Linked DNA regions of Mus musculus: all the other regions are linked to region 1. A link is a loop called in an ENCODE intact Hi-C map of the cell type or tissue named here. Cell type or tissue: left cerebral cortex. All regions are shown on one strand. Each heading gives the region's core, and the rest is flanking DNA. Links, peaks and the distances in the headings are about the cores only.

Region 1 (4,518 bases), core at 320-4,319:
GGGATGTGGTTCCATTAGAGGCCTGCATGCACGAAGCTCTGGATTTGATCTTCAGCACGGGCATAAGCCCAGTATGGTAGTATCTGTTTAGCATGGTGTGGAGGTATACCTATCTCTGCACAGGGAGACCAGAAGTTCAGAGTTATCCTTGCACTTACAGTAAGTTCAAAGCTAGCTTGGGCAACATGAAGTTTTGTCTTAACAAAACGAAACAAGAGGGGCCGGGGAGATGCTTCGCTGTGCTGAGTCATTTGCTGCCAAGTTTGATGACCTGAGTTTGGTCCCTTGAGCTTATGGTGGAAGGAGAGAAATGACGCTTGAACTCCACGCACATGCCACAGCCCACGCATGAATGTGTATACACACACACACTAAGTGGATAAATGTTAAAAATAAATAAATCAAAGGAATGGCCACTCAAAATCTACCATCGTTGGGAAGGGAGGGGAAAAGGCAGGCGAGGGAGATAGATAACCCTGATATGAACACGGAAAGAGCCAGTGTGCCACCAAAGCTGCCCAGTGTGCCACCAAAGCTGCCCAGTGTGCCACCAAAGCTGCCCAGTGTGCCACCAAAGCTGCCCAGACTTGATTACAGATTTGGCCAGGGACACAGGAGGCCAGCAGGAGCAGCCAGGTTCCACCTCAGAGGTGGAGCCACAAACCTGGAAATGAAACGTCTTTCCCTTTCTTCAGACCACAGCAGTGACAGCTGTCCTGCAGAGTCTGGAGGGCTGGCAGGGCTCATCCACTCTAGTGTGCCTGTGGCCAGAACAGGCCTCAGTCACAGGTGCTTTTCCAAGGTCTTAGTGTCTAATTAAGGTTAGCAGCCAAATTGGAGAGAGAAGGGTGCTGGACTTTACTCTGCTGTAAGGACTTTGGGCATTGTTCCATTCCGTGATCAAATACCACTGGCTCTGCCAACCACCATGTCAGTGGGTCTTCAGAGGTAGAAGAACTCATCCTTTTTTGAGAGGTTTGGTCTGGTCCTTGTCTAATGCAAAATGCCTGGGGCACCAGGTTAATGTCAACTCAAAGGCAAGTGCTGGTCCAGCATGTGTGGAATCCTAAGTTCAATACCCATCAGAGCCCCAAGCCCTAGAGGACAGACATGCTTTAAAAAAAAGTCATGCTTTAAAAAAATTCTGTTGAGGGGGCTGGAGAAATAGCTCAGCAGTTAAGAGCACTAGCTGCTCTTTCAGAGGACCCAGATTCCGTTCCTAACATTTTCATGGTGGCTCAAAGCTGTCTATAATTCAAGTCCTAGAGGGGAATCTGTTGCCCTCTCTGGTTTTCTCAGGCACCAAGAACACATGTGGTGCAAACATACACGCAGGCAAAACACTCATACATATGAAACATTTTTTATAAACCTGCTCGGATGTGGTGGCTCATGCCAGCGATGCTCTCAGCACTCAGATGGCAGAGGCAGGGGGATTTTGTGTTGAGCCCAGCCTGAGCTATAGAATGAGATGCTGTCTCAAAAAGAAAAAAAAAACAAAAAAAAACAAAAAACAAAAACAAATCTGTGGGCTTAATCATTCCTAGCCAGAAGGAGCTGGCTCCAGCAACAATGGATCCCTAGAGCTCTGCTTTGCCCCCTGGTCTGGAGAGCTTGCTCTAGAAAGGAATTCTCCATAGACCACATTTCTATTTTGGGGACCACTCTGGGCCTGCACATGGAAAAATGGAGAGTTGAGGTTTACATGGTCATTTTTTTTGTTGTTACAGTAATGAGAGCTTTGAAATGATCACAAAAGGAAAATAGGAAAATATGCCTCCTAAAAAGAGCCGAGGCAAATTATTATAGCAACCGAATCCTAAAAGGAATGTTCAAGTAAAAAAAAAAAAATATGGCTCATGCGAAGTTGTTATGGCAACTGACATTTAAAAGTAACAGGATTTGGGCAAGTTTCTTTCTCCACCCTCTCTGCAAAGTCTTGCAGGAACTTCATGCTAAAATTATGCTTTAATTTTAATTAGCCAAATAGGTCATAAATATAGCTTATTCCCAAATCCTTAGAATTTCTACCCTGCAAGGAGCTGAACTACTAATGAGGAAATATTTCCACAAAAACCCACTTACCATTAAGAACCCCCATCCGATATTTTTCTAATATAATTTATCAATTTAAACACATTGCATAATGTGCCACTCTGTAGCATTCCATTAAAATGATAAATAGCAATAGTGGTGAGGGGTGGGGGGCAAAAACCAGGAGATTAAACATATCCAAAGCAGTGTAGCTATATTTAAATACCTCAATCCATTGTAGAGGAAAACACACTGTTCTCATCCGCAGATACAGTCTAGACTCAGAGCAGCATATCCTTGACTGTAAGGGTATTAATAGGACAGACGAAGGGGGGCAATAAGAAATGACAGGAAACTTCAGAAGAAATAAAATTTCTATTAGGCTTTGTTATAAGATTACATCAAAGCAGTTCATATGTTTTAATCTGGGGAGGAAAAAAAGCAACTACTTGGGGTTTGCGCCTGGGGGCTGCCTCTGTGTACTGAACCAGACAGTTTGCATAATGAACAATTTTCATTCAATCAGGATCTCAGCAGAGATAGCTCCTACTCAAAGGAACCCGGCACAGGCTCATAGTTTTTATCTCCCAGCTCCACCTGCTGGAGAAACCTTGTATTGCAGGGAGAGAAAGCAGTCGGGAGGCATTGTCCTAGTGGCTGTGTACCTAAAGTTACAGACCTGACTTTAAACAGTTTCTCTCTGGAGGTTGAAAGGGGCTCTGTAAGATACCAGAGTGGATTGCTCTCAAAGACTCTCGGACTCCTGTTACAGGCAAGTAAGGTCCTAGCAGATGGTAGCATGGATCTCCGGCCCTTCTCACTGCTTTCTTGAATCAGGGATTTAGAAATTGCTATTTGCATACCAGGAGGACTGAAGTTTGGCTCCCGGTGACCAGAGGACAAGGTCATTGTTTAAAACCACCCAAACTCATTTCCGACTTGGTTGGTCAAATTTTCAAGTTTCCCAGCAGTCTAAGGATTCATAAAATAAGGCAGAGGCAGAGAAACGGAGGGTGTGTGTGTGTGTGTGTGTGTGTACCCAAAATGGAACTGCATTTTCATGCACAATAGAAAACTTAAAGACTGAACCAATCATTTTGGAAAACTGGCACAGCTGACATTGGCTAGAGGAAGGAACGGCCAGGGCGAGCCAGCTGCACCAAGACCCAGGGCTGAGGCCTAATCCGCCTTTATCCGAGGGTTTAGTGAGGCTCCCGCCGCTCACCAATCCCGGCTGGAGCCGCAGAAGAGCTCTCTTCACTTGGCTCAGTCCCAGCACAGTCGCACTATGCTCTCCCGTGGGGAGGCCGCTCCGGGAGGGGGAGCGACATCAAGCTTTGTGAAACTGTTTTCGAAAACCTGGGATGATCATTTAAATGTTTAAAATATGCACATGGTAATTCAAAACTAATTACCCTGAGCACATTTGAAACATTTATGCCATCATCTTGGATCCTGCCTACTGATTGTGCGCTGCAGCTCACTCTGGTGTTTCTATAAACTGCTTCAGCGATTTTAACTTCCAGGCTAAATCAGGCAGCCACAGGCGCTGCCTCCAGCCCTGGGTTGGTGGAGAGACCCCCATCCCTGACTTCCAGGCGAGGAGGCGGCCCGTTTCTCCAGAGAGCCGTTTGTCAGGGTCTTGTAGTTCTGGCTGCCGAATTATTGCTCTTATCCGTGTTCATAATTCTCATCTGCATTATTTAATTTAGGCTAGAATGACCTCTTTCCCTCCCGAGTCTTCCTCCCTCATTCCCATTTCCTCTTCTTCAATTCGTGGCCCCCATTTTCTGATTGGTCCAAATATATAGACAAATATCCTTGATCGTCCCACCCCACTTGGCTACATCTTCATCTGGGAGCCAATGTGGTGAGTTTTCTGGGTTTGCAAGGTGGTCAGGTCCACCAGTCATCCTAAGGTGTGTGAGAGAGGTAGACCAACATGAGCGGCGCACAGCCGCCATCACTGAGAGAGCACGTGCCCTGCAGCTCAGGCACAGGCATGCACACACCGGCAGACATGTGCACATGCGCTTTCCCCAGCAAACCCTGCTTGCAGAGTAATTAGGCCTAGGCAGTTCCTGAAGCAAATTCATTTCCCCCTTTTCCAGAATAAAATGAGTTCTCTTCCTTTGGGGGTGCTAAACCAGCATGCCAGTGGCTAGAAGCCTGAGATGGGTGATGTGGCTGAAACCATTTCTGCAGCCAAGCCTGTGGGCAGAAGCTAACCTTGGGCTGGGGAGCTGCAGTCGGAAGAGGCACAATTCTGGGATCAAGAAATGAGCACTGGTTTATAGGTACACTCCCAGAAATAGACAGATGAGGGCTGCCTCCTTATTAGCGCTTTGAAGATGCCCATGGCGGGTTTTTAGACATTTAGGAATATAAAAGTAGGTTGGATTCCCACAGTCAGCTGAAGTTTGACAGAGTGATATTACCGGGTTTAACTAGAGCCATTAAGAGACTCTTCATTATCCCACACCA
Region 2 (4,518 bases), core at 519-4,518, 98 kb before region 1:
TGGAAGAGCGCGGAGAGTGCAGGTAACACAATCGACCGCCGAGCCGCCGAGCCGAGGGCGGAGATTCTAGCAGGGCGGTGACTAAAAGGAGAAGAGGGCGGTGCTGCAATGGGCACCGGTTGGTACAAAAGGTCTGGACTCTCAAGCCTCTCAGCGTCTCCTAGTGGTCCCCCTTGCTCTCACGCTCTTCTCTAACCTAGTTCAAAGCTGTTACTCCCGGATGAGTGTGCCTAAAGGTGTTCTGCGACCTACCAGGCCTTCCTGTTGCACCCCGTTTCTTTCCTTGTAAAGTGTAGTCTGTCAGCTCACATGGGCACATTCTCTACCTCAGAGACCTCTGCTGTCCCAGCAAGATGGGGCCTTAACGCCTACCAGCCCAGCTACCAAGCTGAGAGCTTAGTGTGAATTTCTATGTACCCAGAGTGTAAAGGGTCGACATGGAGGATGCCGGTACTCAAGGGAAAAGCTGGAAACTGAAAAGGCTTTCTTGGAAGGATAGGGCAGCCTAAGGCCTCAATTCCCTAAACCTCCTGGGTCTTGCCCTCTCTAGTCTGTCCTTCAGGCTATAGCCTTTTTCCTGATCAGTGGACAGCACTCCTGGGACCCCCAAAGAGAAGGCAGAGCAGTCAACAAGACAGCCTTGACCTTTGGCAGAACAAAGCACCTGCGGGCTTACCCTCAGCCTTCTGCAGCATGGTCACCAGCACTCTGAACCCCCACTCCCATCCTCCTCTTTCTGCAGTGGTGAGCACAGCTGTCCCTTTAAGACAGCTCTGTGGCCTCAGGCTCCCCTGGAGGCCCTCCCTGCTTGGAAACCCCTAATTAAGGTGCTGAGAGATGTAAAAACAAGCAGCCAGGTACCTGCCTTGCCTGGGAGGCTGCTCAGAGGAGAGAGGAAGGCAGACTGGGAGTGAGCAGCCAAGGGAAGCGATGGAAAGGGTCGATGCCCCTTCAGTCTCTGCAACTCTTAAGACAGATATAGCTTGACCCAGAGTGTGCTCATCAAGGAACAATGGTTCACCTTAATAAGAGTCCAGCCTGGGCTTCCTGTGTCTCCCAGCCTCTCTAGACATCCCTACCCCTCAGTGCATTCTGGAGCCCACTCTGCCACCTCAGCATACCAAAGCCTAGTCTGTCCGTGGGCACCTTCTGTTCTAGCTTTCACTTCAAGTTCTATAGTGGAAAGATTGGTGCCAATGGCCCAATGGCTTCTCCCCAGCAGCCCTCTCATCTCCTGGGGCCTTTACCTGATCAGAGGTATGCACCACCGTCTCCCAACATTGCTGTATAGCTTCTGTCACATGTGAGCAGCCCTGCCCCCACTTAGGAAACCAGATGATACAGGATAAAGGCTGCAGTGCAAAACCATCGTGACTGTGTCCCTAAGACCTTGCCGAGCAGGACAGTGGTAACTGTCAATCAGCTTGGGCTGAGGACACTTCCATCTGTCCAGTGAGGGTCCCCCTTCCTGAGTTACTCAGCAGTCTGAGTAATTACTGCCTGATGAGAAGGCAGGCTCAATGCAACCCCCTCCCCCATTACACCACAACACCCACCAACAGCCACCCCCATTCCCTGGCTGGACTCCAAGTCAACATCCAGCCCTCCTAAATCCCAAAATAACTGCTTCTCACACTCACACCGCCCAAGTCTGCCCAATACATTGGAGTCGATGGGGCAAGGGGTTCATGGGGAGGCGGCACGGGAAGGTGGGAAAGTGAATAGCAAAGCCCTCATCCTGGCCCACAGTTTAGTACTGATTACTGGATGCTGCTGAGCAAGTCAGCTAGCCTCTCTGGGCCTTAGTTTTGTGTCTCCACAGCTCTGTTCTAAGAGTTTAGTTTGCCAGGGCTCAGGTGGTGCAGGTTCCTGCAGCTGGCAGGAACTAAGGAATACCTCACTTTGTGTTCCCAACCCTAGAAGGACCAAGCTGAAGAATGTTCTAAACAAGGTTACTTCAAACATTTGTGCAGTCTTTCCTTTCCAGGTGTCCTCTCTGCTCCACCTGTTGAACCCAGACTTTCTGAGGGAGAATCAGGTCTGATTCTCCCTCACACTCAGCTCAAACCAGGGGCCGGGACCTTAGGGTTCTGAGTATCTGTATTCGTGCCAGTGATAATGGCCTTGCTTCTGACTTCTGATCACCCCTCCAAGTTTACTCCACAGAGAACTTAGATCTCTGGTTAGATGGCAGCTGTCACATTAGCTCCACTTCCACCCCATCCCCCACTCGCATCCCGGATCAGCTCCAGAGCAACACCCTCTTTGTCTTTCTTCCAGACACTTCCATCATCTGAACTTTTCTCTTTTTGTCCTATTAGAGTATAAACTCAAGGAGGACAGGGACCTTCTCTTTTTCACTGGCTGAATTTCCACATAGTGTAATACATAAAACTCTAATATGTTCAACGAGTGACCTGGCCCAGTCTTTTTCCTCTTAGGGAGTCCTTCTTATCCCGGGCCAGTAGGGGGTGCCGGCCTCCACCTAGGATCTCTGCTGGCTTGAACCTTCTCCACACTTGGCCCAAAGGGCCCTTGCAGGACCGACCGGCTTTTCAGGCGGTACCTCCTCCCTGTTTGGAGAATCCTCTCATGGGTGGGGTCTGTGTAGGACTAAAGGGGACCGGGGAGGCCTTCCAGCCAGAGATAGCCCACCTGAACTCCCATAGTTCTTTATACGATTTTCAACTGGACATCCCCAAATGCTAGCTGTCCCGCACATCTCCCCCCAAAGAACAGTGTCTTGGAACTCTGGATGGGCGGGCGGGGTGGGGGGAAGGCTATGTCGCCGGAGCAGTTCTGGGCAGGGAAGAGCCGTCGAGCCTCACAGGAAGGAAGGGACGCGGGTCAGAGAGGAGACGGGGCAAGGGTGTTGGACTTGTCATCGGGGCTCAGGGCCGGTACACTGTTCCAGCCGCTTCTCTTGATGACCTCCAGCAGCGAAGGGCAAACAGGCGGGGGCTGGGCTGCGGGTGCGTGCTCGGAGAAGCCTGCGGGGCCGGGGAGGGCGATTACAGTGGCCGGACGACCCGCGGATGACTGGGGCAGGTACTTGGACGGACGCGGGCCGAGGATCATCCCCGGGGGCAGGTGCAGCGAAAACACCTTGGAAGGCGGCGCCGCACGGCTGAGCGCCGCTGCCCTGGGAATAGGACGGCGCTCCGCACCGCGAGCTGAGAGCACTTTCATAAATTTTGTATGGGAGGCGCTCCGTGAGCGGGGGCGGGGAACGGAGCGGGAGGGAGGGAGCTGAAGAGCGAGGGAGGGAGGGAGGAGGAAGAGAGGTGGGGGAAGCCGGGGGGAGGAAGGGAGGCGCCCCGCTCGGCGGATCGCTCGGTCCTGCAAACGCGCGCCGGGCGCTTTCCCGGAGCTAGGCTGTGCGTACGAGCGCCCTTTTGCAGCAGCCGCTGCCCGAGGGGGCGGGGAAGAGGGGACATCGGCTGGCCGGCTAGGGGGCGGCGTCCCCCCTCAAAACCGCCTGCAAAGTGTTTGGGGCGGCAGAATCAGGCCGCCGGCTCGGCGGAGCAAGCCACTCGCCCGGGGCTGAGCGAGCGCACCGCGTTGGTTGGCAGCGCCGCGGTTGCTAGCAGGCGCCGGTGCCCTGAGCACCGGGTTTGGGCTCACCATGCCCCTGCGGGACCGGGCCGCCGGGCACAAGCGGATTCCCGGCTTGCCCCCGCCTCGACGCGCTCGGATTAGCTGCAGCTGGCGCCCAGGGATTTGAATCTGGACCCCAGGAGGGAGCGCGCCTAGGCCGACCTCGGAGCGGCGGCCCCGCGGCCAACATGCTTCGCAAAGGTGAGTTGGAACCTCAGGGGCAAGTTGGAGTTGCATGGAACCGGGCCGAGCAACAAGCCCCGGGAGCCGTCGAACGCCAGGGAAATGGGTCCCGGAAGCAGCCCCCTGCTAGATGGCTGGCTTTTGTCACAGGCACCCGCCGTGCGCCTGCTGCTGGAGCTGAGCTCCCGTTGGTGGCCTGTTGAGAGACATGGGGTTTGTTCATGGGGTTTGTTCATGGATCGAGTGGCCAGGCCTCAGGGATCTGTCTTGAGGGTTCAGAGACCAGAGTGAGAAACCTTTGATAAAAAGGGAGCTGTCCTCCTGGGACCTTTGCCTCTCCATTATAAAGTTTTGCACTTGCAGGCTCCATCCCCTGCGCAGGCACCCGCCCCTGCTTCTGCTGCTTCAGCACTGAGTACAACCCGCGCTTGGGTGCAGGCAGCGGTCAGTCACCGCGCGGCCCCGGCGTTCACCACCGTTCCTAACTCCGGAGGCGCGCCGGAACGCAGGCATCTTCCCAGCATCCTACCCTTATCCCCGGGGACCAGCCCTGAGCATTTAGCGACCGAGGGTGGGGAGTGTCAAGTGCCAGAAGTCCGGTTCCTTAAACTTTCCTAATGCCTGGATCAGAGGGACGCAACCGCCAAGGCCATGTTGGCAGTGTGCGCGGCCAGAGCCAGGTTCAACTTAACGGGCGCTGGCTCGGTGACCACCTCGCCAGACTCCCCGGCAGCAGGA
Region 3 (4,000 bases), core at 1-4,000, 59 kb before region 1:
GTGGCTTCTGGCCAACAGGTACAAAGGTGGTGGCAGAGACCCATGTCATTTTTTAAGACCGAGTTGACAGTGGGTGTGAGAAGGAGGGGCCGTGACTGTGGAGTAGACATACAGGTGAATGAGTGTCTGATGGTAAAAAAGTCTTACTTGCTTAGTCCAACAGACTCAGGTTCAAAGCCAGGTCCCACCACTTACCCTGAACCTTCGCCAAAGGAGAAAGGGTCTGGAACTGTAAAAGAGAAAAGAGTAACTTGGCCCAGCGGCCTCTGGGAGAGTTGAGAAGCAAGTCTGACAGACTGACACACACACTGCCCTCAGGTCCATGGGCCTGAGGGAGACTTCGGACCATAGAAGATGAAGGCCACGGGAATTATCAGGACTCCTGAGTTGGGAGGAACTCAGAAGACTCCTAATGAAAAAACCCAGTACAGGTTTAGAAAAGTGAACGGACTTAGAAGCTGGGAAAGTCCCTCTCTTGACTGTCAATGGTGCCACCGAAACCAGGCCTTGACCTTGGTCTTGATTCTGTGACGCCCACAAGCCCAGATGATCTATCTCAGGAGTCCATAGTTCCCTAGAACCAACTGAGGTGGTGCACACAGTAGGCAGACACTGAGAAACAGGAATCAGGGACCAGCCTGGGATACACCATTACTGGGTGTGGCGGCACATGCTTAACCATCAGTACTTTGGAAGTAAAGGCACAAGGCCCAGGGGTTTAAGGTCACCCTTGGCTACATGTCAAGTTTATAGCCAGCCCAAGCTATAAGAGACCTTGTCAAAACCAACCAACCAACAAACAAACAAACAAAAAACCCAAAAAACAACTAAAATAAACCAAATATGATGGCTTTAGTCCCAGAAGTTGGGAGACGGAGGCAGGCAGATTTTTGTGAGTTTAAGAACAGCCTCGTCAAGCCGGGCATGGTGGCGCACGCCTTTAATCCCAGCACTCGGGAGGCAGAGGCAGGCAGATTTCTGAGTTCGAGGCCAATCCTGGTCTACAAAGTGAGTTCCAGGACAGCCAGGGCTACACAGAGAAACCCTGTCTCAAGAAACAAACAAACAAACAAAGAACAGCCTTGTCTACACAGCAAGTTCCACGTTAGCCAGGGTTATACAGTGAGACTCAAATTCAAGTCAATCAAAGAAGTATAGAGCCCTAGAACTCTGTTCTGAGTGCAGGTATACTGTAGAAACCACAGCCTTCAGGCTCTCAAAGGGTCCACTGTCAGGGGTGGGGAGCCGCCTCCCATGCCCTCTTACCTCCTGGCTGAAACACATGATCTGGATTTCCTTGGTTTTAGGGTCTCCTGACAACCCTTATTCTAACCCAATTCTTGCTGCTCTGTCCAGAGAACAGAGCTCACAACCACCATCCAGGGAATGGGAGGGTGTGGGCCTCTATTTGGAAAAGGAATTTCCAGATCTGGGCATTTTGGCCAGATCCAGATTTCATGAAGTCTAAAAATGGTGCGCGTGTGGGGTGGTGGTGGTGGTGGTGAATATGTGTGTGTGTGTGTGTGTGTGTATGTGTGTGTGTGTGTGTGTGTGTGTGTGTGTGTGTGTTGCTTTTATGAAAGAGCCTAGTAAACCATGAGTCCTGAGTTAGGTAAAAGGCCTTGGGAAGAACAATGTAATCGTTTTATAACGTGACATTACTGAACAAAGACTCTATGGGTACATGGGGTCTCAGTATAGCTCTCACCAAATGGCCTCACGGGGCTTACTGTGTCATCCCCATTAGATGTTTGCCCAGTTTTCTGGTTGCAGGCTGTTTGGAGATTGAGACAGAACTGTGGAAAATCCCCACCCCCACCCTCCGCCTCTCCCCCAAGGAGCTCACAAAGGGGACCTGGTGCTGACCTCTCCCTGAGGTTTGTCTCTGATTCCTGTTAATATACCCTCTTTCCCGTTCCTCCCGCTCAACTATTGGCTATACTCATCTACTTTCAGGGCTGCCCCGGGAGCTGTATCCACCTCTGTGCAAGAGGAGGTGAGCGCCCCCTACAGGGCATCCAAAGTAGGGCCATGTATTTGAGACAACTGCTGTCCCAAAACTCCCCCGCCAGGCTTTGGACAAATTCCCTGGGAGATGGAGGCTAGAGGGCGTGGAGGCTGTGGACTGCCCATCTACCTGCCTTCCTCCTCCTCTTCCTCCTCCTGGTATTTGTTGGGTTGCAGCTATGTGCCAGGCGAGAAAAACACTATTGGGAGCAAGAAGCTGAGACAAAGGATTTGATCTAGCTCTGTGGGGTTGCCACTTCCTGATTGCAGGCACCTGTGGCTTCGAGTTTGCTGGCTAGAAAATGGTGGTGACAAGCACTTGCTGGGCTCTTGAGTTTGGGGTCCTACAGGCGTGGTGCAGGGCACAAAGCTGGCCCTGGGGTCGGCACTGCAAAGCTTTACTCTTATTATCTTGAAAGGTTTCTCCAGCCTCTTTTCTGGCATCTTGAGTCTCCTTTCTGGAAGCATGGTCAGGATAAGACGTAATAGAGTTTTCAGGATGGGCTCTGGTTAGTCACCATGCAGGTGAGACAGCAGGAGATGACCCGGGACCATCCTATCTGCTAACAAAGAGAAATCACCAAAACAGAATCTGATTCATCACTCGCCCTTGTAAGTTCTGGTCTGTGCCCTGGATGGAAGATTCCCAGGGAGCTGGAGTGGCTCCAGAAAGCAGCTAGGGAAGGAGGAGCCATCCACCCCACCCCTCACCAGGGAACCTATGTAATTAGCTAACCCACTAATTAATCTTTTGTTTATATTTATTTTCACTTTGCTGTTTGAGACACGCTCATGCATTCCAGGCTGGCCTCAAACTTGTGTAGCTGCTGAGAATAATCCAGAACTTCTTTTATTAATTTTTGTTTTATGTGCATGGGTAGTGTTTTGTCTGCATGTATGTCTGTGCACCATATGTGTGCCTGGGGCCTGCAGAGGCCAGAAAGGGGCACTGGATTCTCCTGGAACAGAAGTCACTTATGAGCCACAAGCCACATATGTGTGCTAGAAACGGAACTTGGGTCCTCTGGAAGAGCAGTCAGTACTTTTAACTTCTGAGCCATCTCTCCAGCCCCTAATCTAGAACTTCCAATCCTCCTGCCTCCACCTCCTAAATGCTTATAAGTATGTGCTGCCACGTCTGCTTTATGCTAGAGATTGAAACCTGGGCTTTGTGTGTGCTTGATAAGCCCCCCACCAGCCAAGCTACATACACAGCCTGGTGTGGATTTTTGTTTTGTTTTTGACACCCTGTCTCTCTCTATAGTCCAGGCTTTCCTGGAACTCACCGCAATTCTTCTGTCTCAGTCTTCTAAATTCTGAAGTTATAGTTGTAAACCATCATGTCTGGCTTTTTACTTTGTGCGTGTGTCTGTGTGTCTGTGTGTGTATTTGTGACGTGTGTACATGTGTCTGGAGGTAGAGTCTAAGGAGGGAACTCAGGTCATCAAGTGTGGTGGCAAGCCCCTTTGCCCACTGAGCCATCTCATCCCTTCCCCCTCCCTTTTTTGGAAACAGGGCCTCAGGAAGCTTAGATGTCCTCACTGCTATGTAGCTGAGGACGGTCTGATCCCCCTGCCTCCACTTAGGAGTGCTAGGAATTTTTTTTCACTTATTTATTCATGTATTACTTGTTTATTATTAGATTTATTTTATTTTCTGTGAATGAGTACCTTGCCTGAATTGTATGCCTATGGACCATACATGACTGGTGCCTGGTGGAAATGTTGAGCCTCCATGTGGGTCCTGGGACTCAAACCCAGATCCTTTGCAAGAATGACAAGTGTTCTTAACCACTGAGCCGACCCTCCAGCCCCTGAGTGCTAGATTTACAGGGGCATGCTACTATGCCCACTTTTATGCTGAAGATACAACCCAGGGCTTCCTGCATACCAGACAATCATTCTACTGACTGAACTACATCCTCAGCCATGTTTGAGATGTGTCTTGCTCCATAGCCCAGGATGGCCTGAAATTCTAATTCTCCTCCTCTCAA
Region 4 (4,518 bases), core at 202-4,201, 340 kb before region 1:
AGAGAGTTGGACATTCTCTAAAAAACAAAACATAATTGCGTTTATATTTTAAGGGATTTCTTTGTTCTCTTTTCTTCCATATGAATATTTGATTCTTAGAGTACCTCTGCATATAAGATGAAGAACCATACTGGCCGTGGAAACCTCCCTGGTGTGATTACCTTAGCTTTTTGAGTGGATTGCTTTCTGCTTCTTGCTGGAGTCCTTTACAGTTGGAGGGACAGGGCAGGAGAGATAAAGTGTTTCTTGTATCAGCTGGGTATTCTGGTGTCAGAAAGAAAGCTGAGCTTGGCCAGGTGGTACAAGTGGATATCCAGCTACTGGGTCACAAGTTCAAGGCCTGCTTGGATTACAGAAGTTCCTGGCTACCAGATTGATAGTTTAGTGAGACCCTGCCTCAAAGTAAACTTTTTAAAAAGACTAGGACTATAGTTCATGGTAGGGCATATGCATCGTATGTACATTGTATGTACACATTCCTAAGTTCAATCACCAGTACTTTTTTTATAAAAGGGAGAAAAATGGGCTGGAGAGATGGCTCAGTGGTTAAGAGCACCGACTGCTCTTCCAGAGGTCCTGAGTTCAAATCCCAGCAACCACTTGGTGGCTCATAACCATCTCTAATGAACTCTTAACTCCCTCTTCTGGAGTGTCTGAAGATAGCTACAGTGTACTTACATATAGTAAATAAATAAATCTAAAAAAAAAATTTTTTTAAAGGGAGAAAAAAAACCTAACCAACCAACCAACCAACCAACCAAAACAAAACAGTTGACCAAGTATCTCTTCTTTCTACAGAGGAGGAAGCTTGATGCTGTATATTACTATATGCGCAGTTTAGCAGCCAGCAACCCTATCCTGACTGCCAAGGAGAGTCTCATGAGTTTATTTGAAGAGACTAAACGAAAGGTAAGTAAGAGTGCACGTGGGCTTATCCTTCCTAGGAGAATGCATGTCCTCTGGGCTGAAGTGTGAGGAGATGATGAAACACATCTTCACATAGACCCTCTGGGCTTCACTGACGGGTTATCAGTTGGCCCCTGCAAAGAACGGATATTGAAATCAATCTTCAGGAGGGCTTGCAGGGCCTTTAGAGCGTACCTGTTCCACAGCACCTAGTTCACAGAATTAATGATCTATATGGCAGCAGAGGTGGTCTCTGCTACTTTGGTACTGTAGCAGAATCCTTAGATTTTTATAGTCTTTAGCCTGCAGACACAGATGATAGAGGAATTTTTCATTGGCTGACTGGGAGAGTCTGAGCTTGTGTGTCTGTTGTATAGGCTGAACAGATGGAAAAGAAGCAGCATGAGGAATTTGATATGAGCCCTGATAAGTGGCGAAAAGGAAAGAAGTCTACTTTCCGGCATGTTGGGGATGACACTACTCGCCTGGAGATTTGGATTCATCCATCACATTCTCGGTCTGCCCAGGGCACTGAGTCTGGGAAGGATTCTGAGCAGGAGAATGGTCTGGGCAGCCTGAGTCCCAGTGATGTAAGTTCCTGAGAATGATGCAGTGAGCCAGACTAGAGTCTGGCTGCCTCAGGTCGTGCAAGCTGGGGCTGAGGCATAGACAGGTCCCAGCTTTAAGACATTTATCGATTTATTTAAAGAAAAAGGATCTTGTTCTCTATACCGGGTAAGCCTGGAACTTACGGTGTAGCCCAGACTGGCCTCTAACTTGTGACAATCCTCTTATCTGACTTGCTCATATAGGGGTGAGCCACCATGCCTAGCACCCCCACTTACTCTGGAGAGTACGACCCACTAACTTTAGGTTCCCTTATGCCTCCTTGGTTCTCACAGATCCCTTTATCTTTGGCATGTGCTTCCCTTATTTACCACTATGTGGCACTGTAGAATTTAGTAAATGTAGAGTTAGAAATTGTTTTACTGTTTTGAGTTGGGCATCACCAATTTGTATGAGAATTTGCTGAGATTTTGTACTTTGCTGAGATAATGTATTTAATCTTGAATAGCTTTCTATTTGGAGTATGAACTAAAGCAACATGGGTAGGATGATTAATCTGTTTTGTGATTTATTATTTATTTATTTAGATTTGTTTATTTTTTATGCATGAATGTTTTGCTTGCATTATGTATATGCACTACATAAGAGTCTATGGAGGGGGTCAGATGGGGTCAGATCCCTTGTTATCTGGAGTTAAAGAGGTTTTTGAGCCAATGTATAGGTGCTGGGAATTGCAAGAATAGCCATTGCTCTTACCCTCTGAGCCATCTCACCATCTCCAAGCCTTTTATGAGGTAACCTCTTATGACTTAGAGTGTGCCAGGCTAATGATTCAGAAAATAGCATCTTCCCTTGTTTTCAAGGTAGCATTTTAATAGAGTGAGCAGGTAGTTAGGCTTAAGTGTGCTGGACTTTGTTTAGGGGTATGTACCTGATTTTCTGCGATCACAGTAGTCATTTGTCAGTTTAAGTGTGAAGAATGAATGGAAGTTTAGCTAGAGAGGAAGGAAGTAGAATGGACTAGCCATCTCAGATTCCGGAGCTTAGGGAGAAAGAACATGGGAAAAAAGGTTCAGTGACAGGAATTCAAATTAGTTATAGAAGGATTTGAATCAATAAGTGGTTTCAGAGATGGAAAGATATGTGTCCAAAGAGCTTGGTTAGATGGGGGGAGCTCAGAGAGAAGAGAGTCAAGAGTAGCACCTAGGTTTCTGGTTTAGAAATTGAAGGGGTGGCGCTAGAGAGATGACTCAGAGGTTAAGGGCACTGACTGCTCTTCTGAAGGTCCTTAGTTCAAATCCCAGTAACCACATGGTGGCTCACAACCATCCATAATGAGATCTGACTCCCTCTTCTGGTGCATCTGAAGACAGCTAGAGTGTACTTACATATAATAAATAAATCTTAAAAAAAAAAAAAAAAAGAAAGAAAGAAAGAAATTGAAGGGGTATTGCCAAGTGACCATACCTGTAAGCCTTGTCCTTGGGCAGCTGTGCAGGGGGATTAAGCACAAATATAAGGCTATACTGTTACCTAGTAAGTTCTAGGCTATTATGAGCTATTGTATGAGATCCTCTCAAACAACATTAACAACAAAACCCTACAGGACTGTTCCCCTAAGCAAAACAAAACCAAGTAGTTAGTGGTCAGTTTCATAAGGTGGACTATAATGGTAGACCAAGTTTTAGGGCAATGATAATGAGTTTAATTTTAGAGCTGTTGCATTTGTCATTGTGTAGGACATTGAAGTAATGATACTCAGATGATAACAGGTGACTGAAATTGAGGAGAGTGGTTTGGATCAAGGAATATTTCTTGTTTGGGGGCTGGAGATGGAATCCAAGGGTATGTGCTTGGTAGGCAAATACTATCTATTATTAAACTGCATTCCTAGTCCTGAAAGGGACTAATTTTGAAAGCATCTTGCTAGATAATAATGATACCATGAGAGTTGAATCATTTCTTCCAAGTTAAGAACAGATAGTTGGCATGATGGCTCAGTGGGTAAAGGTGCCTAGAGCCCAATCTTGTAATTTGAGTTTGATTCCTGGGACCCACATAGTGGAAGGAGAGAACTGACCCTCATTAGTTGTCTTCAGACGTCCACACATGTATCATGGTGTACATTCATTCATTCATTTTCTTTTTTTTATTGTTTTTGAGACAGCATCTCATACTGTAGCCCCCTGGCCTTTAATTCATGACAACCCTTCTGCCTCTGACTTCTGGGTACCAAATTACAGGTATGAGTTATTATGTCTAATTCTTTTGGGTTTAATTTAAAATTTCCATTTGTCTTCCTATTTCCTTCCTATTCTGTAACTGTCTTTGTGGATGACTTGGGAAGTAATAATTGATAATGAAACCTCCCACTTCTGGTGTGTGCCTTAGTGTACATGGGGGCCCCGTGTGTTAATGTGTGTTCTAGCAATTTGTTTTGATTCCTGCAGTTAGTATCCCTCACTGTTGCTTTGGCTGCTTTGGATATTACAGTCTAAACTGAAAGCCTGTTTAACTAACAAACATGTTGTCTTTCTGGGTAGGACTATATTGTTTAATTTTTTTCACTTTATTTATTATTGTGTCTATATGTATCCATACAAGATATCTGTGGGCCCACATACCATGGCCTTCAAATGGCAGTCAGGGCAAATTGTGGACTCAGTTCTCTCTTCCCACCCACCCTTAGGTGGGTTCCAGGAATTAAAACCAGCTTGCACAGCAAGGCCCTTTACTCACTGAGCCATCCCACCAGCTCTCAAGTATTTTTAAAATGAAAGCAAAAGACAGTTTGAAAAAAGATTTTGTGGCTTTCTTTGATTTTTGGCCTCATAATTGGGGGACATATCTTATACAGATATAACTAATCTTTTGTAGAAATGTCTTTTGTTTGGTAGAACACTTACCTACATACATAGTCACTTACTTGAAACTCAGTTCTGCCACTGAAAATGAGGAGTAGTAGTTATGCAACTCTGGTTTTATAATGTACGTCTCAGTGAATAAATCTTCAGCAAGTAAGCTGTCACGGATTCTATTGCTTTA
Region 5 (4,518 bases), core at 245-4,244, 300 kb before region 1:
GCAGGGGGGAGAGAGAATGGGATAGGAGATTTCTAGGGGGCAGGGGGAGACCTAGGAAGGGGGTAAAATTTGAAATATAAATAAAGAAAATATCCAATAAAAGAAAAAAAGAAAGAAAATATGGGTGAAAGGAAGATAAAGGATAGAGGACTCTTGCGTATTTGAGGCCAAGATACTTTTGTAGCACTTTTCTGTAGTTGGTCATGAGGTGGATCCTCTAGTCAGGAATGACAAGTAAAGGCCTATAGCCCCACTCCCTGTACTGCCCTTGCCCTGGCTCTCACCTCCATGAGGCAAGAGGAGCCTGAGCTGAGGTGGTCACAGGCTCCAAGGGTGGTTCAGGGAAAAACAACCCAGGCCACAGGATATAACACTCAACTGGGACACAGAGCTCTGCGGACGTGCTGCCAAGTACCCGGTGTGCAGCTGAGGCGGCCATCCAGACCCCACTGTGTGGGCTGCCATTGGGATAGGGGTGAACAGAGCACTCAGCAGGGCTGGTTGGTGGGAAGATGCACTTTTCCATTTCCCAGCACATGAGTCATCTTCTCTGGGCCCCTGTGCTGTGCTTGCACGGACAGTGGCAAGAAGGGGGTGTTGTGGCTGAGTAGCAGCATCTGTGCCGGGGGTGGAGAGAGAAGAGGGCTGGGGAGAGGGTAACGATTTAAGTCCTTCACTAATCAGCAGCACTTTGAATCACATTTTTATGAGTAAGGAAGTGATAAATCAAGCTCTGTGTGTTCAGCCCCCAAGTTCTGTCAGCTGGTGCCCTTCTAACGGGTTCTCTCCCATCTAGTCTGCAGGCTGTCACAGTCACCACCTAGCCACAGGACCCTGGCTGTCTGAAACCAGGAAGTAAGGCCTGACACAGCCTGGCCTCCCAGGTGCTTTGGGTCCACGGTGATTTGGCAGTCATTGCAAGTTACAGAACATCTGGACCATCATTTTTCTTTCCATTCCCTCTTGGATATGTCCTTCTGGGTGGGTGTTTACATATGTCAGTTCCTGGATTCTCTGGAGAAGAGCATTCCAGCCTGAAGCAGAGGTGATCTTGTAGCCCAGAAAGATGTTAGATCCTTTGTCCTTGTCAGAGCCATTTCCATAGATGTGGGGTCAGAATTATGATTTGGAGAGCAACAGAGCTTCCTTAAAAAGTGTGTTCTTTGCTGATGGCCCCCAGTCCTGCAGTACTATCATAGGTCATTCTTGTGTTTTGTGTTCCCTTTTCAAGAACTACCTTCTACTACAGTAGGCCAGGGTATACATAATGTGCTTGCTAACATTTTATGGTATTTACTTTTTAAATAAGCTTTTATTGTAGACTTGAAATATTTACAAGCTTTGGATATGGTAGGAGACAAAGTAGGGGGGCAAAACTGTGGTAGAGAGAATGGTGTCCTCCCCTGCATTAGGTTTTGGAGATACTAACTTCCTTGATCATGAGCCCTATGCAAGATCCTACCCCTGTGGTATTAGAGTCAGCTTGGAATCCTAGCACTCTCTACGAGATGATTGGAGACAGCTACATTTGAGGTCAGGATGGGATATTTGGGGGTCCTTAGGCTGGTATTCATTAGACACAGGTATTTATTGAATGCATGTATGTTGAATGCAAGAAGTTGAAGGCCATGGCTCTAGGAAAGCTGTGTGCCTTGCTTGGCTAATCTTCAAAGTTGGTAGCTAAATGGCTGGTTCCTCGAGTGATGTCACAATGTCTGTAGCATTCAGAGCCTAAAAGGAGAAAAGGCCTTCTTCCTGTATCTCAGTATTTAATACTTCAGTAGCCATTTGGGTAGCTGGTAAGAAGCTAAAAGGTAAATTGTTGAATTTAACCACAAGTACTTCAAGAACTTTAATTTAAAAAAAAAATGTAACTTAAGGAAATAAAACTAGTTTCTCGAGGACAAGTAACTGAAGCAACATTTGTGGTAGGGCATCATGGAAACCTCTTTGCATCCCCCATCTGTGCCCAATTTATTCCAATCTGGACTTCCACTCGGTGCCCCCACTCTTTTTAAAAATATGATTTATAATTTTTGAAATCAAAACCATCTCAGGCACACTGTTTTATTTTACTATATTATTGGATTATATTTCCTATAAATCACTGGATATTACTCATTGGCCACCATTGGAATAACTTCCCTTTTCTGTGCCCTGGCCTTTTCTTTTCCCTTCTCTATTTGTTCATAGAGTATGACTCCATTTCAGTCCTGCGGAAGAGCCCTAGTAGCAGCAAGAGGGCACCCAAGAGACACTTTGTGAGTGTGTGTGTGTTCATGTTGCTTGCTCTAAGGGAACATCTAGGAGTTAGAATTGGGCAGAGTCAGACTGGCTTTCATTTCATGATCCTTCATGTTTGCTTTTGGTTTGGTTTGGTTTCTGTTTTTTGAGACTGCATCTCATTCTGTAGCCCAGGCTTGTTTCAAGAAATACTCCTACACCACCTCCTGAGTACTAGGATGACAGGTATGGACCACTATACCTAGCATATACATACTTTATGTTATTAATATTCCCGAATTGCAGGAAATAGAGGAAGTGACACCTAGGTGTCTTGGGGGAATTGAGAACTACAGCTGTCTACCTGGCACTAACAGTTTAACCTATAGGCATGAGCTTCTTCATGCCATTAATAATATATGGGAGGTGACTATGGTTGAGAAGTTCTAAGACTTTTGGGAAGAACAATTTGTTCTCTCGTCCAAGTTACTTTTAAGTCTTTTACTCAAGCAGAATGTATGACGTGGCAGACCCTCTGCTTGACAGAACAGTTGTACAAAGGAAATCCACCTTTCATAAGGGCTAGACTTGGGGAGGCAGGCTGTTTAGCCAGACTCCTTTCCCTTGGCAACCTGAATATGGCTGTTGCTGAAGTTTCTGGAAAAGAAGAGTGACAGAAGTAGAGGGGTCAGGGACTCACCTTTTTTTCCAGTTCTGAGTTCCAGTGTCTCTCTTGTTTTCAGAATGAATCTACTGCTTTAGGCTGAGGAAAGAGAAACTGTAGTGAAAAGTTAAATGAGGAAGTTCAGTCATGCCAATAAAATTAAGCTTACTCTTAGCATCTCTATTAAGGAGATGCTCTTTGTTTACCTGAAGATAACAGTGTGTCTTAGTGCCCATAGCTGGTTGGTATCATGAAGAGTGCAATATCCCATTGGCAGACAAGATTATGCTAAGTCTGCATTTAGTTTAAGTTGCCATTTAATTCTCAATTTGGCATCTTTTTCTCTGCCAAAGACTTACACTAAAGGAGAAATACTGTTTAGGGAAATTTTGGAAGCAAGGTTTGCAGCCACCTTTTCCATTGTTTTTCCTCAATTTATTTACTTAACTTGTTCTTCAGTGTTGGCACTCAATTCAGGTCCTAGCACATCTAGGTAAACTCTTTATCATTGAGCCAAATTCCTAGCCCCAAATATATATTTAAAGCTTGGTTTGTTAGACTTTTTAATGGGGCTTTTTTGTTTGTTAAAAGTATATGGGGCTGGAGAAATGGCTCAGAGATTAAGAGCACTGGGTGCTCTTCTAGAGGACTTAGGTTCAATTCCTAGCACCACATGGCAGCTCACAATTATATATAACTCGAATTCCAGGGGACCCATGGCACCAGGGATATATATGGTGCACATATGTATGCATGAAGGCAAAATACCTATACATATAAAATAAAAATAATTACATCTTTTAAAAAAGAAATAAAGGCCTATTTCAAGAGGAAAAAATTATTTACAAAGTTTAAATTTATATAAGAACTATATATCAAATACTATATTTTGTATATTTCATATACTATATTTTGATCATATTTACCCCCACTCTTCCTGTTTCTATTCTCTACCTTCGTATTCCCCCAACTTTGTATCTTTTGTTGTTGTTTGCAATTTGAGACAGTGTTTCTTTGTGTATCCTTTGCTGTCCTGGAACTAGCTCTTGCTAGCTTTGAATTTACAGAAATCAGACTCCTAAATCCTAGGAGTGCTGTACCATTGAGTCTGGTTCACCTACCAAACACCACACCTTTAAAGAAAATTGAGTCTTTATCCCACAGAAGCTGTCAGTAGTCCATGGCTCCTTGATAATTAGGGGTTGGTTTGTAAACCCCTTTTCTCTTTATGTTAGACTGTCGACTGCCTTGATTGTTTATAAATCTTGTGCAGTTACACACAGCTGTTGTGAGTTCATGAGTGCAGTAGTTCTGTAATGTCCAGAAGATGCTGTTTTGCTGTTGTCCTCTCTGACAGCTTATTTAAATCTTGCCCCTTGTATCTTGACAGAGGGTGTAATATAGATGTCTTATTTGTGACGGAACACTCCACTCACATATATTCTCTCCACTTTGACCCCATGTAAGTTTCTTTGTAACCCTCCAGTGCACAAAGAAACTTCTCTAATGAGGTATGAGATGTACACTAATCTATGTCTGTGGGTATAGACATAAGAATTTAGAGAGCAGTTTAATACTATGTCCATTTAGTTGAGAAACAGTAGTAGGTTTACCCTTGGGGCCTGTGATTT
Region 6 (4,518 bases), core at 344-4,343, 310 kb before region 1:
AGCCAGTCTGTTCACACCATTCTAGTCTACTGCAGACTCTTAAGAGCTATTCTCTGGTCAAGGTTTTGCTACTAATTTTGGTAAAAGCTGTTGGTAAAACCTTTCCCACTATCCCTGACCTTGATAAAGCATGCTGTAACTAGCTTGAGCTTTTAAACTACATGTACATCATTTAGCTCTTTAATTGCTGTTCAGTGTAATTAATGCACTAAAGGCAAAAATAAAAATGGAAGCTTTATTCACCAAGTTTGATGTTGAAATCATTGCTGCATCTCATTTCTGTATAAAAGATAGAGAACTGCCATAATTTTATTGGTGGTGTGTTCTGCAGACTGATGACCCAGTAGTTTTTATTCTTTGGGGGTATACTACCCAGGGCTATTGAATTTGTTCCTTATTCTAATAGTTTTATCCTCTTTGCTTTTATTTTTTTACATTTATTTATCTGTTTGTTTAGTCCATGTATGTGTGTGGGCTCGAGTGTACATCTGGAGATCAGAGAGGAACATGTGGGAGTTGCTCCTCCTCTTCTACCATGTGGGTCTTGGAGATTGAACTCGGATTGCCAGGCTTGGAGTCAAGTGCCTTTACCTGCAAGCCATCTTGCTGATCCACTAGTTAATTCCCCACTTGAAATAAAAATTTCTTTAAAATTTTAAAAAAAGTCTTGAGGCAAGGTCTCACTGTGTAGCCCTGCTTCTCCTGGAGCTCTCTATAGAATAAGCTTGCCTTCGCCTCCGAGATCCACCTGCCTCCCACGGCCTGCTGGGTTGTGTGCAGCACCACTCTCAGCAGCAGGCAACAACTTCAGCCCTCCCTCCTGGCAGACCACAGGGTACTGTTTCTAGGACATCGGGGAGATAGTGATATTGAGTCTTGAAATTTCCCTGCTTGGGGCTGCAGAGATGGCTCAGTATCGACTGCTCTTCAGAGGCCCTGAGTTCAATTCCCAGCAACCACTTGATGACTCACAACCATCTGTAATGGGATCCACCGCCCTCTTCTGGTGTGTGTGAAGACAGCTACAGCATACTCATATACATAATGCAAATAAATCTTTTTTTTTAATTGTCTCTTCTTCCTTTGGAGTTCAATTTTACTCCCCAGCCCTCTCTTTATTTTCCCAAAGGAATTATCTCAGTTTAGATTGAGAAAGATTTTGTAGAATCTTTGATTCAAGATTGCAAACTGGTGGCTCATAGGCTACATGTGGCTAACAATTGAATTCGGAACTTAGCTAATGTTAAATATTTTTTATTTGTATCTAGTACTTAAAAAGCCAGAGCGGGCTGGTGAGATGGCTCAGCGGTTAAGAGCACTGACTGCTCCTCTAAAGGTCCTGAGTTCAAATCCCAGCAACCACATGGTGGCTCATCCATAATTGACAGCTACAATGTACTTACATATAATAAATAAATAAATCTTTAAAAAAAAAAAGCCAGAGCACTTTACATTAAAAACAAAACAAAACAAAACAAAACAACAACCCATATTTCATTTCCCAGCTTGGTTCTACATAGAACATTTGTTGGGACTAGAGAGTAACAGTCAGAGGTTCCTGTTGTCACCACCAACCTACTTTATGCCTGTCCTCTGTAGATACCCTAATCTTCAGCTCCAGATTCAGAACTGAACTCCAATTTCAAGTCAGTAAAGTATTGGAAGAGCCGCCTTAGTGATAAATACCTTAACCTTAGCTGTCAGAGGCCTGCTTTCCTACATAGGTAGAAAAACAGTTCATAAGTACGATCAGGAATTTCTCTAAAGTTGTTGTTACTCTATCTCTGTCAGAATTTAATTTCAGTTATTACGGAGCCAGGAGTGGCTTCTCATCCTATAGAGAGGAAGAGACATCACCCTCTGTAAACCTGCTCAGTTCAGATTCACGGCTTCCATGTCTGCACAAGGGTGCCACTGCCAGCAGAGGGTGCTGTCCACTCACTGAGTCTTGTGTTATCCTGGCTCAGCTGGAAGGCAGCTGTTGGGCATGTGCCCTGGGTCTGTGTGAGAGTTTGGGCATGTCCATTTGGTTCCCATCCCCAGTGCCCACCCCTTTAGACCCTGGCCAGGTTATTGTGTCACTGGGGACTGTATTCAGTAACAGGAAACTGGGGAAAGTTAATTGTTTTCTCCTCTCCCTTTTTCCCATGCAGCTGAACAAAAGGTTCATCCTCAGTTTTCTCCATGCCCATGGGAAGCTGTTTACCCGGATTGGGTAAGTGTGCAGGATGTTTATTTTATTTCCCTACATTACAAGTCATTTTGGAATTTAATATTGTTAGCAACTAGCCTGTGTTTGTAACTGAGGGCACAGGGTGTGAATTCTTAGAGGCCTCCACCTTCTCTTCATTCTCTTTCCTACTGTGTTCATAAAATTTGAGATATATCACTATCTTTGTCTTTCCTTTTTTTCCCTTTCTTTTCTAAAGCCATTCTTTTAGGACAGTCTTTCCCAGTCCCCTCTTCTTGTCCTCCTGGGTTCTGTTGACTCTGTCTTCCTGCTTAACTCCCAGGAAGTCTGAGATAGTCGTGCTACATCCTTGGGTGCAGCTTCCAGGGGTCCTCCTTGGGGAAAAATTATCTCCTAATCTTTCCTCAATAACAGAGTAACATTTTCCTTCCTCTGTGTTCTTCTGACCCATCCAACTTCCTATGCACTCAGTCCCTTGTGCCACATTGCTGATCTCAGTAAATCTCTGTAAGCCCCAGGGAAGGCAGTGTGTGCAAAGCCTTAGGGCTTTCTCCCTTGAGTTCCTGGGAAGAGTTTGAATGTTCCTCTTGGGCATCAGAAGAGTTTTCCTGGCAATATAAAAGCTGCACAGTGCCTTCAGTGTCAGAGGAGATGTGTGCTGAGTGTCTCTGTGCAGGGCCTCCTTGGGTAAGGGACATCAATGTGAAGAAGCAGCATCCCTTCTATAAAGGTGCACTGCTCAATTGGCTTTGGGTTTTTGAGACAAGGTCTCTTCTGTGTAGCCCAGGCTGGGTTAGAACTTGGCAACTTTCCTGCCTCAGCTTTCCAAGTGCTGGAATTCCCAAGAGTACCACTGTGCTTGGGTTCCTGTTGGCTTTCAATCTTTTTTGAATATTGGTTTTATTGTGAGCTGCCCTTAGAGGTGATTGGCTTCACATTGCAAATCTCCTGTTATGGCATTTTCCTTTTTCTTCAATGCCATGAACTTGTAAGGTTCCCTGTAATTATATAGGTTTTCTGCAGGGAGACAGGAGTCAGGTCGGCTTCCATATACTTTGTGTTTACTTTTTTAAGATGATGGAAGACTTTGTGTCCTGCTTGAAAAGCCATTGCCCTGTTGATTGTGAGTGAAAGTGTGCTTCACATTATATTCCTCTGGCATCATTTTGGGCAAGAGTGATACTCAGGGCCATTTTAAGGATATTTTAGATTCTGAAGTGACTTGGGATCATCGGAGAAGTGCCAAAAGATAAAAATCTCTACCATCTGAAATAAGTGTGGAGTAATTTATTTGGGAAAAATAAACTGTGTATGTTAGTTGCTTCTAAGTTCTCCCTAGCACCATCAGCATATGCTCCAGTGGAAGAAGCTTTGTCTAACTCAGCTGCATCCTGAGTGCTCATTTAACAGTTGTGTGGATGAAAAAATAAACATTCTAAGAAAAAGACAGATTGGAAATGGCCAGAGAAAAGTAACTGGTATTCCAAAAGGTTCCAGTAGACTTCAGCTGGTCATCAGTGAGTGCAGAGCTGCAGTAATGGTGGTAGCCGACATGTTCAGTATAGACTGGTGAGAGAACAGGAAGTACTAAATGCACAATTAAAATAAGCTGGTGCCTCCCTGTTAGCTAGCTTCTATGGTTGCCAGTTTTCACCTTTCTCTTCCTACCTTGCACTCAACTCTGAAACTCCTGTTTCCTTCTTTGTTCCTCCTTTCCTTTCCCCTGCCCCACCCCTGTCCCCATCATGTAGCTCAGGCTATGTGTGAAGTTCTGATCCTTCTTGTGGCCACCTCCTAAATGCCAGGCTTATACTCACACTCACATACCCATACCTGCTTTCCCCTTTCCTCTTGTGCTTGCTTGTCATTTAGACTTCCCTAGATCTTTTTTTTTTTTTTTTTTTTTTTTTTTTGGGTTTTCGAGACAGGGTTTCTCTGTGTAGCTCTGGCTGTCCTGGAACTCACTCTATAGACCAGGCTGGCCTCGAGCTCAGAAATCCGCCTGCCTCTGCCTCCCGAGTGCTGGGATTAAAGGCTTGCGCCACCACTGCCCGGCGTTCCCTAGACCATTTTGTCAGTGTCCAAGTTCACCAACTTCCAAACTATTGACATTTTGAGCTTTTGAGAGCCTGTATGTTTGTAGCACATTTCTATACATGACAGTCACATACTCTACTCCCAAGTTGTGATTAGAACTGTCTCCAGGCAAATGTTCCTTGGGGGGCAGAGTGCCCCTTGTGGATACCTATGGTTTTAAATGTGTCGTCTTCATCAGAAACATGGAAGTGAAAAGCTGTTATAAGTCTTACTTCAGAATGTATGATAAA
Region 7 (4,518 bases), core at 252-4,251, 110 kb after region 1:
AAGTTAAATAAAGATATATATATTTGTCTATGAGATTGGCAGTATCATTTTGTTGATATCATGATTAGTTTTTGTTAACCTGTTACAAACCTAGGCATGTCTTGGAAAAAGGAATCTTAAATTAGAAGATGCCTTCATAAGATTGGCATGTAGGTATGTCTCACTAATGATTGATGTGGAAAGTCACCGAGGATGGTGTCACCCTGGGCAGATGGCCTGGGGTATATAAAAACACAGGCTGAACAAACCACAAAGCAGTAGTCCTCAATGGCTTCTGCTTTAGTTTCTGTCTCAGGTTCCTACCTTGACTTCCCTCAGTGAAGGCATGTCACATGAGAGTTGTAAGAGGAAATAAACCCTTTCCTCCCCACATAGTTTTTGGTTATGATGTTATATGTCAACAACAGAAACTATAACTAATATAGTTGGTTTTCTTTTTTTGTTTGTTTTGTTTTGTTTTGAGACAGGGTTTCTCTGTATGGCCCTGGCTGTCCTGGAACTCACTTTGTAGACCAGGCTGGCCTCGAACTCAGAAATCCACCTGCCTCTGCCTCTGCCTCCCAAGTGGTGGGATTAAAGGCATGCGCCACCATTGCCTGGCTGGTTTTCTTTTTTTTTTAATACATTTATAATGCATTTTAGATTTAAAAAAAAAAATGGCCATGGCATATAATATAAAAAGAAGTGCTTACAAATCACCATGTGCCCTTGCCATAAATTATGTAAAAATTTCCATATGGACATCAGTCTCAAGCTTACAATCTCAGCACTCATGAGCCTGAGGCAGAGGCAGGAGGATGGTGAGCTCAAGGCCAGCTTAGTCTACATAACAAGATCCTGTCCAAATAATAACAACAGTAATAATTTCATACATAGAACTAGAAGGGGCCACTGCAAAGACAGTATGACAAAACCACTGGCCCTGCCTAATTGTATTTTAAATAACTGTCCTCCTCTCTGTAATTTTCAGTTTCTAATTTTTACATAACTACCATGTATTCTTTTTGTAATTTTAATTAGTTTTTTAATAATAGAAACAAGCTAAGTGCTAAGAATATTTTCATATGAACATTTTCAAGGCACTTGATACATACCTCAGATTTGCCCTCCAGGTGAGCAGTACCAATTACGTGCCACCAGCAATGTTAGCTTCCTTTTTTCCCTACCATCTGATTCTGTTTCAGTCTATTCGTAGTTCTGATCTTGTTATATCCCTTTTTATTGTTTCCCTGGGTTCCAACACCTCCCAGTTGAGTGTTCTCATTGAATTTCATTAGCAGCTGTTTCATTAATGGCACAGAAGAAGGATTACAGTGTTAACTAGGATAGACTTTGACAAAGAACTATGAGAACATATCTTATTATCTTTGCATAAATTCTTTTTAATCAAAGTTCCTCAAAAGCCTCTCTCTGTTCCCATCTCAGGGAGTAGGTCTGGCCACTGATGAGTGTCCAGGCCACAGTACAGGTGTGCGTGGTTCTGTCCCTGTGGGAAGGGCACATCTGTGTTGTAACAGGATTCCTGTCTTAACAAGCCTTGCTCAGGCTCTAAGTGGTCCTGAGCTAGCTAACTGCCCTTGGCTTTCCCTTGATTACCAGATAACTATTCACTCTTCTCATTTTGCAGAGCACTTACCAGGTAGCTATGTCCTGGAAGTACGAATGAGTCCTTCTATTGTTTTTCTTTTACTTAAATCCCATTTGAAATGCGCCAGGGACACTTCAATCCAAGGTACACTTTTGCTAAAGAATCACTCATTTTTATATGCAAAATGTCACCTATTAACTGCAGCTGATATGGTACATACATATTCTCTCTTCCTATTATCCACTAATAGGTGACTAATGCGAAATATTGAGTAATTTTTAAAAATCAATACTCAATTTTTTAGAAATAATTAGAGAGACATTCAACTCTGACACCAGCACCCTACTCAGTTCCTGAGCCTTCCTCTGCCGGAGGAGAATCTATAAATAACTCACGAAGCTGACATTACTCACTGTGTTGCAGTCATTTTTTTCTGAGAAAATTTTAGCAACTGTTCTAATAGAGCCTGCCAGTTATCAGTAGTTGAGAATGCAAGTCAACTTTTAATTATGCAGACGCTGATTATTCAGACGACAAATTGTTGGTGCCTGCACGGCTCCTTCCTGCTGCCTACCTTTAACCGTTCTCAGTGCTCATTAGCACATGTTCCAGAAGGTAGGCTTTGGAGGGGCGGACAGGCACTCAAACCAGCTAAGCACTTAGAGAAGCTCTGATGAAAGATGTTAATGCAGTTTGTAGAATTATTGACTAAAATTGAGTCATTTGGATTCCCTGTGAATTGTATTTACATGCCCTGTCCCTGTCCCCCATAGCAACAGATAATAGGATTGTCTGCAGAGAGACAACATAGTTCTTATATTTAATTTTTTCCTTTGTCGAACATTTTCACATGATGGTTCGTGGTGTTTCCTTTGTTCATTACATTTGTATCCAGACTAGTTACTTCTGATAAGCGGTTAGTTAGGATTCCTGGCACGCGGACAGTGACACCACAGTTGTCTGATCGTTTCCCACTTTTTTACAAAACCGTTTGCCTTTAAGAGTCAGTGTTTTGCACATTTCACCCAGATTATTGGAAATATTATTTCCCTCCTGCTTAAACCGAAGCTGTGATCATAATTTAAGCCTTTCTAGGTAGCCGATCTTACATGTATCATACCTATTTCTGGCATATGTTTGTCTATTACAAAGACCTCGTAGGTATGCAGTTAGAAGCCTCTAGTTAAATGAAATGTTGCGTGTGTGATGAACCTGGAGTGGGGATGGCCTTTTGTGTGCCCCAAGGCTGTTGTGTTTCACACAGTTGTTTTCTGCCTCCTCTGGTCTATCACTATCCTGCCACTGCCAGAAAACCCTGCTGTGTGTTCCCCGCGTGGAGGATCTCTGCTTCTGAACTTCTTTGGCCTGAGAAACTCCATAACCAAATCAGTTAGCATTTTGTTTAAAGAGCAGGTAGGCTGTTAGAGCTTGGGTCTTACATGTCTCCCAGGTCCACTTGCCAGCGCCTTGACCACTGTTAACTTTTGTTAACCAACTCATCTTTTGCTGCCTGTTTTTTGGGGGGTTTTTTTGGTTTTGTTTAAGCCAAGATCAGTTATATGGCCCAGGCTGAGCCTCTCTTCCCAGCCTCTCAAATGTTAGAATTACAAGCATGCATCCCTCAGCATACCTTTCCTTTGCTTTTTTTAAAATAGAGTTTTGCCATAGCAACAGAAATCTAACCTAACTAAGCATAGCCGTGCACATGGTATGAGGAACTCACATATGTGTGAATGGAAGTTCATAGAGACCGGCATCACTGCCTAGAGGCCCCTTTCTTCCTTCCTTGCAGTTGTCGTGCTAGCTGACTGTACTACAAAAGAGGTTGTCTGAGGCATAAGACTACCTTCAATAAAACATGCACAGACAGTTTGCTTCTCTGAGATTTCAGAGCAGTGACTACCTTCAATAAAACATGGACAGACGGTTTGCTTACCTGAGACTGCAGAGCAGTTTCCAAAAATTTTAGACAAAGGGTAGGATGAAGAAGGCTGCGGGGTTTTGCACACACTTAAGGTGCGTAAGTAAATAAACTGAGCTACACTGACAGGATGCTCGTTCTAGTAGCCAACCAAAGAGCAGTTGAACCAAAGCACCTAGACTTCAAACATCGTGGGGAGATAATCTTAGGAGTGCTATGCTTCTGCGTCCTACAAGTATTATGAAACTGTCTAGAAAGCACCCCACTGGTAATCCCTTTTTGATTATTTTTTTTATAAATTCTAGTCTTGGGGTTTTGAGTGGCACACAGACATAATGGTTAGGCTTCGGTGTGTGCTCATTCACTTTGCTTCCTGGGGACCAGAGTTTGCGATGAGTCATGTTCCATCTGATTTCTGTCGGATCCGGCTGCAGAGCCATGACTCAGATGGGCTTCAGGCCCAGCTGCTCAGTTCATCTTCTGGGGAATAGATGACAAGGACGGGACAAATGTCCTGACGCACATTTCCTTCTGTTCTTGCACTTCCAGGGTCTAACGAGAGCATCATTACCAACAGCAGGCAGATACGCCTTGCCACAGGCATCTTCCCTGTTGTCAGCCTCCTGAACCACTCCTGCAGGCCCAACACCAGTGTGTCCTTCACTGGCACTGTCGCCACCGTCCGGGCAGCACAGAGGATCGCAAAAGGACAGGAGATTCTGCACTGCTATGGTGAGCCAGCCTTTCTTTCCACTACCCTGCTGTGCCTCACACCTCACATGAAAAGGATAAGGGGACAGGAATCAGCAGATATGGGCCCAGTGCCTCTACTCATCCTCTGAGTCTTTCCTGGAAAGGGCAATGCATCCTTGGGCCAATAAAAAAGGTCTTCTGGCTGTAATAAAAAAGCCCGTTGAGGGCAGTGAGCCATATCCCTCCATGCCTTGTAGACAGCCTATCCTGAAAATGAGCGAGGAGCACTTTCTTGGCTTCTTTCTTCCTGCCCCAG

The links. Hi-C counts contacts between places; a loop is a spot of excess contacts. Peaks named below come from ENCODE experiments on the same cell type or tissue, not always from the same donor. Only the 100,000 strongest peaks of a DNase experiment are listed, where the experiment ranks them.
Region 2: a loop joins it to region 1, with 6 times the contacts of the local background. A loop is called at or near these places in 41 of 42 quality-filtered maps.
Region 3: a loop joins it to region 1, with 2.1 times the contacts of the local background. A loop is called at or near these places in 7 of 42 quality-filtered maps.
Region 4: it touches region 1 in a loop (2.9-fold over the local background); 10 of 42 quality-filtered maps call a loop at or near these places.
Region 5: a loop joins it to region 1, with 3 times the contacts of the local background. A loop is called at or near these places in 10 of 42 quality-filtered maps.
Region 6: a loop joins it to region 1, with 2.6 times the contacts of the local background. A loop is called at or near these places in 12 of 42 quality-filtered maps.
Region 7: a loop joins it to region 1, with 5 times the contacts of the local background. A loop is called at or near these places in 3 of 42 quality-filtered maps.

Annotation. Positions count from the first base shown.
Region 1 is chr11:75,288,455-75,292,972 of GRCm38, forward strand. It overlaps a transcript of Gm35117 not described here. Among named protein-coding and RNA genes, the nearest start is that of Gm35117, 17 kb to the left of the region's middle. In left cerebral cortex, for the core only: CTCF peaks have their summits at 2,652 (motif pointing left) and 4,134; DNase peaks (open chromatin) are centred at 1,211, 1,823, 2,636, 3,409 and 1 more place; H3K27ac peaks cover 3,078 bases.
Region 2 is chr11:75,190,497-75,195,014 of GRCm38, forward strand. Rtn4rl1 (reticulon 4 receptor-like 1) reads left to right here and starts at 3,497. Exons shown (of 2, transcript NM_177708.5): 1 at 3,497-3,798. The coding sequence starts at 3,786. In left cerebral cortex, for the core only: a CTCF peak has its summit at 2,456 (motif pointing right); DNase peaks (open chromatin) are centred at 1,557, 2,479, 3,312, 3,982 and 1 more place; H3K4me3 peaks cover 1,992 bases; H3K27ac peaks cover 1,981 bases.
Region 3 is chr11:75,229,970-75,233,969 of GRCm38, forward strand. The region is part of intron 1 of Rtn4rl1 (reticulon 4 receptor-like 1); the gene reads left to right. Among named protein-coding and RNA genes, the nearest start is that of Gm35169, 14 kb to the right of the region's middle. In left cerebral cortex, for the core only: a CTCF peak has its summit at 2,009 (motif pointing left); DNase peaks (open chromatin) are centred at 1,479 and 2,017.
Region 4 is chr11:74,944,724-74,949,241 of GRCm38, forward strand. Smg6 (Smg-6 homolog, nonsense mediated mRNA decay factor (C. elegans)) reads left to right here. Exons shown (of 19, transcript NM_001002764.2): 7 at 799-909; 8 at 1,284-1,496. Among named protein-coding and RNA genes, the nearest start is that of Srr, 21 kb to the left of the region's middle. In left cerebral cortex, for the core only: a CTCF peak has its summit at 1,845; a DNase peak (open chromatin) is centred at 1,836.
Region 5 is chr11:74,992,088-74,996,605 of GRCm38, forward strand. All of the region lies in intron 10 of Smg6 (Smg-6 homolog, nonsense mediated mRNA decay factor (C. elegans)), which reads left to right. Among named protein-coding and RNA genes, the nearest start is that of Srr, 68 kb to the left of the region's middle. In left cerebral cortex, for the core only: a CTCF peak has its summit at 2,238; a DNase peak (open chromatin) is centred at 617; H3K27ac peaks cover 1,455 bases.
Region 6 is chr11:74,979,699-74,984,216 of GRCm38, forward strand. It overlaps Smg6 (Smg-6 homolog, nonsense mediated mRNA decay factor (C. elegans)), which reads left to right. Exons shown (of 19, transcript NM_001002764.2): 9 at 2,154-2,215. Among named protein-coding and RNA genes, the nearest start is that of Srr, 56 kb to the left of the region's middle. In left cerebral cortex, for the core only: CTCF peaks have their summits at 992 (motif pointing left) and 1,920 (motif pointing right); a DNase peak (open chromatin) is centred at 1,922.
Region 7 is chr11:75,395,543-75,400,060 of GRCm38, forward strand. It overlaps Smyd4 (SET and MYND domain containing 4), which reads left to right. Exons shown (of 11, transcript NM_001102611.1): 6 at 4,059-4,241. Among named protein-coding and RNA genes, the nearest start is that of Serpinf1, 25 kb to the right of the region's middle. In left cerebral cortex, for the core only: no CTCF peak of the experiment used is centred there; DNase peaks (open chromatin) are centred at 2,177 and 3,964; H3K27ac peaks cover 1,346 bases.